2 separate regions of the Mus musculus genome follow, and region 1 is linked to region 2. Evidence: chromatin contacts called from ENCODE Hi-C or POLR2A ChIA-PET data. All regions are on one chromosome and are shown on one strand. The core of a region is the stretch at or near the end of the contact, and the rest is flanking DNA. Distances in the headings are between cores, read along the strand shown. Region 1 holds the start of Akr1b8 (aldo-keto reductase family 1, member B8). Region 2 holds the start of Akr1b3 (aldo-keto reductase family 1, member B3 (aldose reductase)).

Region 1 (3,596 bases), core at 553-3,052, 37 kb before region 2:
TCAGCCCCAGACCGTGATAAGAATGTGAAGAATGGTTGTCTTATGGTAAATCCAGACTTGACCACACAGCAGCTGTGCTCAGGAATGAAGTACAATCGACTTTTTTTTTTAAAGCAGAAAGCCAAACTACTGGGTATGGTGGCCCGTGTATGTAGTCCCAGTATTTGAGAAACAGGAGGATTTTGAGTTTGAGGCTAGCTTGGGGCACATAGCTGTCCCCAAAATAAAACATAAATACGAAAAAGCCTTTCATCACCAAAACAACCAGCCGAACAAAAAACTACTCTTCTTTCACCAAATCTAGAAATATCTTGGTTAAGCATCAAACACAGAAAAGCTCCAGAGAGATAGCCTGCTTCCCTGGGATCAGAAGTGACCCCTAGCGGTTCAGAAGTACCTGGGCCTTCCAATAGAATCTTGCCTGCCAGCATTCCTTCAGATAAGAGCAGACTCTCCCTCTATGATACCACCTCCTTATCTTGACAACAACTCCCTTGTCAAGCGCTCGGTCTAATCTTTGGATTTCTGTGGGTTACTTCTGGTCAGAGTGCTTGACAGCTTGGTAGAAAGTGAAATGTCTAATTTGGAGCAAATTCGAGGTTTTAAACCCAGTGCTGAATCAAAGAGAGGCCCCACCTCTGTCCCATGATCAGAAGAAAAAGACAGTGCAAAGATCGAGAGACAGAGGCTAAGCGAGAGACAGAGGCTAAGCCACCAGGACAAGAGACTCGGACTCCAAAAACAACTCCTCCTGGAGGTGGCTCACACCTGTGATAACCTCTAGAAGCTGAGGCCGGAGGATTGCAAGTTCAAGGCCAACCCAAGCTATAGAATAAGTTCTAGGGCAGCCTAAACTGAAGTGTAACTCCCAGTCGCCAGAAATCAAATAGAGACAGCTCCTGGAAACTAGCTGACCACTGTCCTGTTATCACGAAAGGAAATAAACCCAAGGACAAAGTTAGGAGATGGAACAATGTCAGACTTGTCTCAACAGAAGTGGGAAGGGCCTTGGAGCATTCTTCCAGGAGAGCACACTGCCAGGCAGGATCTGAGCTCAGGCTCTGTCATCTTCCTGCTTAGTTTGATGTGCTCAGAAAATGGTGTAGTGTCTTGGTAAGGTGCAGGTGCCAGTAGCCTGTGCTAGGGTCTGAGACTCCACCTTTCCCCCAGGCTTCCAGGCCACAAGCTGCAGAGTCTTTCCCCCACCAAACAGAGCTAGGTCATTTGGAGCTTTTGGTGTCCTGCCACTGAATAACTCAGCCCTGGCTGTCCTGGAACTCACTCTGTAGACCAGGCTGGCCTCTGGCCTCAAATTCAGAAATTCGCCAGCCTCTACCTCCCAACTTCTGGGATTAAAGGCATGCACCACCACTGCCCTGCTTCAAACCAGCCAAAACTTATAAAACTTTAAGTGTCTCATGAGTTCAGAAGAAAGCTTGTTAAGAGGGTAACTGGCAAGTTCGGGAAAACTTGAAACCTGACACTTCACAGGGATATCTCTGCTGGAAAAAGTCTGTCAGAGCTTTGAGGTCTGAAACAGCACAAAAGGCAAAACCAACTTGTGTTCTGTCTCTAGGGTTCCAAACTCCCAGTAGATGTCATAAAAAGAAGAGGAAATGCCAAGACCAGGTGCCCAAGACTGCGCACTCACCTTCCAGGTGCCCAGGCCCACAATGGGCATCTTGGCTTTGGTACTGAGTTCCACGAACGTGGCCATGGTTGCTGCCAAAATCTTGCTGAGAGCAGATGTCTGTGTCCTTGTTAATGAGACAGATGGAGGCTTTAACGTCCTGGATGAAGAGGCCGGCTCTTACTGCAAGCGCCACGCCCAGACCCCTCCCGCCCCCGCCCCCCCTCCCGCAATGAACCGGAAGTTCATCCCAGTCTTTTGTAAGCTTTTAAGAGTGTGAGTAAAGATTAGTCATAAACCAGAGGGAAATCTCCCTGATGCAGAATATAAATTACTTTGTAGAGCTACTTAGAGGTGTATGAGCCTTAGGCGCATGGGGTGAAAGATCCTTCGAGCTATATTGCTAGCTATGTTTGGGTTTCCACAGTGTGTGGAGAATATGTATGGGTTTCCACAGTGTGTGGAGAACGGTGGAGCCTGTAGGTATTCCATGAGGTTGAGGCAAGTAAAAGTTTTCAGAGGCAAAATGGGAGGCTGCATAAATTATTTTGAGCTAACTGTTGCTGATCACAAAAGATCAATGACAGGGGCGCTTGCAGAGGAGGGGGGAGGGGAGAGAGGGGAGGGAACGGGAGAGGAGAGAGTGTTTTCTGACCCTCTTTTTGTTTGTTTGTTTGTTTAAGTTTTACTCATCTAATTGATGGAAGATTGTGAAAAGCAAATTTCCCCTGTTAACCACTAAGACCTTTCTTTGATAATATTCTTTCTCTCTCCCTCTCCCTCTCTCTCTCTCTATCCCCCCTCTCTCTGAATTTGAAATTTGACAAGTTGTCTAACTGTATAATTATAGTGAGCTTTTACATTTTTTTTGCTTACATTTAAAAACCAGACTTTTGTGATTATATTCTGTTTCACTAAGGACAGCATGAAAAAGAAAGATGCGAGCATAAACATCCTTTTCTGTCACTCGGATGCCATTGCCCGGTGCAGTTTCCTGGGCTCTTCTCAGCCTGTGTCAGCTTCTATGCACCGCACCACATTTTCCAAAGCTGACACCACAAGGCTAGCTTTTCTACACGTTTATAGTGAGTCATTTCAAAATTGCCTTTATGTTAAACATTTTAACGTTGCATTCTATTTTATGGTAATTTATTCTACCATTTCCACTATTCTTAGGTCTCTTGCTGATTTCCAGCTGGTTTCTATTGTGTATAAATAATATTTCAAGAAATATCATTGCAGTGAAGCATTGGGCCTCATTCCCTGGGGATAGATCTTTAGAAGTAGGAATATAGACTCAAATGAAGTTTATTTCAGTTTATCACACAAGGTATAGGTCAAAATTGATTTTTTTTCAAAATGGCAATTTTCAGTCATTTATAGAATAATACATTCTCACCTCCATGTTTATAGTTTTTCAAGAATCATATGTAAATGTTCTTGACTTTTACTTTATTGATATTATAAAACTAATGCATGTCCTCTAGAAAGAAAAACCAGAAAAATCAGAGTAAACAAAAGATTTTACGGGAGTTATAAGAGAATAAAAATTATCATTTTCCAATATTGAAATACTTATCAGCAATAACCTTGGGGTGTAACTGGAATACCTCACTGATTCAAGAAGTCCCAGATCATAGGAGCTCTGGTCTCCAAGGTGAGCCTAGGGCAGAAATAGCAAGCTCAGGATGGAAGCCCTGACCCACAGATGCCCAGGGACAGTGGCAGGTAGCCAGGTGTATGCCTAAGCCACCTTCAGTGTGTCTCCAGAACAGCACAGAGAGAGGAACTGAAATGTCTGGGGAAACTGACTGAAGGGGTTCACAGGCTGATTAGAAATATTTACAGTCAGCACTGTTAAAGTTGCAGTGTGCGTACAACTTAATGTTCTCAGGAGAGACTGAGCCACGATGTAGGCTCTACAGCTAAGGACATTGGTAATACGGGCAGTTTAGGAATGCTGACT
Region 2 (3,706 bases), core at 1,136-3,635:
AAATGTGTTTATAAAGGAAATAGTCTGACCAACGGTATCCTCTTTTGCTATGCTTTCTTCCTTTCTCAAAAGTAGTATGTCTTCTCCTCTTACTCCTTATTAAACTTGTCATCAAACATTTACATTGTATGTAAACTGCTGTTTACACACTTTGTGTCTATTTTTGTTTTAGCATCATTTCAAATACACTCTTTATTTATTTATTTATTTTTAAAACAGGGTTTCTCTGTATAATAGCCCTGGGTGTCCTGGAAATAACTCTCTCTCTCTCTCTCTCTCTCTCTCTCTCTCTCTCTCTCTCTCTCTCAGGCTGGTCTCAAACTCACAGAGATCTGCCTACCTCTGACTCCTGAGTGCTAGGATCATCTTCTTCTTCTTCTTCTTCTTCTTCTTCTTCTTCTTCTTCTTCTTCTTCTTCCTCTTCTTCTTCTTCTTCTTTTTAGATTTATTTATATGTAAGTACACTGTAGCTGTCTTTAGACATCTCAGAAGAGGGTATCAGATCTCATTACGGACAATTGTAAGCCACCACGTGGTTGCTGGGATTTTGAACTCAGGACCTTTGGAAGAGCAGGCAGTGCTCTTAACCGCTGAGCTATCTCTCCAGCCTACTTTATTCTTCTTTAAAGAAGGATATGATACATGCCCAATAAATTTTATAAAGATTATGGAGGCAACAACAGGAGTTACCAGGAGACTATTGTAACAGTGTCTCATCTTTAGTGCCATGATTGATAGGAGAATTCCACAGGTGTGCCTTTCTACATTTGACTGGCCCAGGCAAAATACTGTGTTTTAGAGGGTCAAACATACTTAGTTTATTTTGCAATAACAAAGCTTTTGCTACGTAGTGCATTTCCCTAGCTGGTGATGACTCCTCTGTGATGCCACCTGTCAGTAAAGACGCACACTTCGGTGGTGGTGGTAAGGCCTCTTTTATCTTTTGAGAAAGGATCTCGTTTAGCAACCAGGTTGACTACAACATCTCGGTCCTTTCCCCTTTATTTTCTTAATGTCAAGTAAAGAGATGTGAGCTGCCACACAGAGCAAGAGCATCACTTCACAAGACATCAATCAGCTCTTTGTGTTTGGACCCAGGAGGTTCAAAAGGCAGAGAAGTCTCTATGCCAAGAGGGATTTCACAGAGGACAAGTGGTGGGCGTCAGGTCACCTGTTATCTTACACAAACCAAATCCCCAGAACTAGACTCAAATTCAAATACTATTAATTAGAGAAAAAGTACACCAGAATTTCCACATGCCACCAGTTGTGGGGATTGGTTTTGTTAATAAAACTCAAGTGGAAAATATCTGTTCTTTATAAATTTTCCCTGGGGTGGGAGTGGAGAAGTGCCACTTTTTAAGAGGGCACCGACTGGAAAATCACCAGAATGGGATTTAGAGAGGTGGGGTTCCTGACTCATTACCTTGCAGATGCAGTTGTCCCTGTTGCGTAATCAGGGGGCAACTGGAGCATGACCCAGCAGAAGGAGACTGGAATGAAACAGACCATCACTCAGAGGGGTGTTGGACGAGTGCCAAAATTGCCGTCATAGTTCTTGGGGCAACTCAGATTATTTTAGGAAAAGTCTTTTGTTTTTCTACCTAATACAACTGATTTATTTCGTACCCCCTAACATGGAATCATTGCTGTATGAGAATGGACTTTTCCTACTATGGGATTGTTCACTTTTTTGTTCTCTGACTTTTCACTTTTCCTCCAGAGTTTAGCCAACTTATTATACTGGAACCTTCCGCTTAAGAGTCTTACTTTCCAAAATCACTTATGTGTGATCCAGAGATGAAACTTATGGGAGATCATAGCTTAACGGTTATGGATTTTTGCATCAAGTCTTGTTGAACCAGACTAAACATGTTCAGACACCGGTAGTGGTAGAAAGGTACTACAAACGGGTATTTCGTAGTTCTCTGCAAAACCGGTTGCAATCATTTTAATAGCGGGGATGGGAGTGCTTAAGTACACCTGAAATTTAACTTTTAATCTAAGGGGGGGGGGGAACGCTCTTAAATACACCTGACGCCTATCTGCTCCATCAGATTCAAAGCAAGATGTGTAAGATTCCAGAAGAGTGTCATTCTGAGATTAGAAAAGACACAGACGTCTTCTTCTGGGCTCGAAAACGAAACCAAAACTTCTCCCCAGTCTCCTTATCTCTAGTCTGCTGGTTATTTTCAGAGCTTTCCGTCTGGTGCTACAACAGCGGGCAAACACTGCCACGTGGGGCGCAAGCAGAGCAGCTGGAGAATTCCGTGCCGCTAGGACCTAGGGAAAGAAGCATCCTCGCCGACCCCTTCAGAACCGCGGCATCGACCAATCAGAAGGATCCGTCTCTCAGCCGTGCAACCAATGGCAGGCGTTCTTTCTACAGGCCGTTGGGGCTATTTAAAGGTGCGCGCCCGAGCCAGCGCTGCACATTTGCCGGTCCGGGTTTGTAACGTGCAGCGATCATGGCCAGCCATCTGGAACTCAACAACGGCACCAAGATGCCCACCCTGGGCCTGGGCACCTGGAAGGTAGGCATGCATCAGGGTGCGACCCGCCGCCCGCTGGGTGACCCTGAGCGGCCTGCGCGGAGCGGGGCTCGCGTGGCGGGGCCTGTGAGCGTATCTGGCTGCGGCCCGGCGTGTGGGGCTTCGGGCGAGCAGCGCTCGAGTCCGCGTGGGCGCCCCAGGTGGAGACACACCCACGGTGACCCGGGTGAGAGGGATTGAAGCAGAGCCCTAGATTTGTCATCTGGCACCTGTGGCGCCCCAGCCTCACGAGTGAATTGACCTCACTTGGCGCAGATGTTGCCCTCTCGGGAATGAGCCACTTGGGCCAATGGGCCTGAGATAATTAAATTAGCAGGCGAGAGCTTGCCAGGAACCAGCTTGTTTCTCTGTCCTCTAAGTCTCTGAGTGCAGTTCTTAATGGGTGCGGAACTCCTGGAGAATTAATCTGACTTCCGCGTTGCTGGGTGCCACCCACTAATAAGAAGACTTCAGGCGAGATATCCCCAAAACCTCAACACAACACAGCAGAGTTGAGAAGAGGGCCAGATACATCATAGTGAAATACAAAAAGAAAGAACCGATATTTAAAAACCAAAAATTATAACTGATTTGATTATTTGGCAACTAAGGAACCAATTTTTGGTGTTATTGCTGAAGCAGAAAAACCTAGCTCTTAAGCTACTTGCAGGGTAGTTGTATTATATATTATAGACCGATGCTGTGACCTCGATCTTTAAGAACCTTGAGTATGGTGGACCTGGGCACTTAGACACAGTGAAGGTAAGAGAAAATCAGGTAGGGTTGAATTTAAATGGTTTGAAACCAGACAGAGTCTGTTTCTACCCAAACTACAGTTAAAACAACGGGTAATGCAAATGGAGAATAAGAAACAGGTCATAGACTTGTCTTTCTCAGAACGTGTATCTAAGCCAGTAGATTAGCAAGTGCGGCTTTTGTTTCCTTACAGAGGGTCCTTGGTGACTGCAAAGGTATGATTGAATTACAACCGTGATACCAGGTTGAATTCGGTGTGGTGGAATGATAAGAAAGACGGTTTCCCTGCCATAGCAAACACAGCTACTGGACACAGCACACACAGGCACATGTAACTACAGTAGTTTTATAATACATGACCCAAATTATGGGTAGGATGATGATACTTTAATTCTGTCCCATTTCTCCAAAAACCAAGC

Evidence for each region. A loop is a pair of places that touch in the nucleus more often than their neighbours do. ChIA-PET counts read pairs that join two places held with the same protein, here RNA polymerase II (POLR2A).
Region 1: POLR2A ChIA-PET joins it to region 2 with 72 read pairs in Patski. The contact joins the promoter of Akr1b8 here to the promoter of Akr1b3 in region 2. A Hi-C loop is called at or near these places in 5 of 37 maps with a recorded cell type or tissue (CH12.LX, gastrocnemius, heart and 1 more). POLR2A ChIA-PET finds 5 or more read pairs at or near these places in 4 of 5 experiments (Patski and embryonic stem cell).

What each region holds. Positions count from the first base shown.
Region 1 is chr6:34,352,352-34,355,947 of GRCm38, reverse strand. Akr1b8 (aldo-keto reductase family 1, member B8) reads right to left here and starts at 1,802. Exons shown (of 10, transcript NM_008012.2): 1 at 1,652-1,802. The coding sequence starts at 1,717.
Region 2 is chr6:34,316,168-34,319,873 of GRCm38, reverse strand. Akr1b3 (aldo-keto reductase family 1, member B3 (aldose reductase)) reads left to right here and starts at 2,385. Exons shown (of 10, transcript NM_009658.3): 1 at 2,385-2,534. The coding sequence starts at 2,469.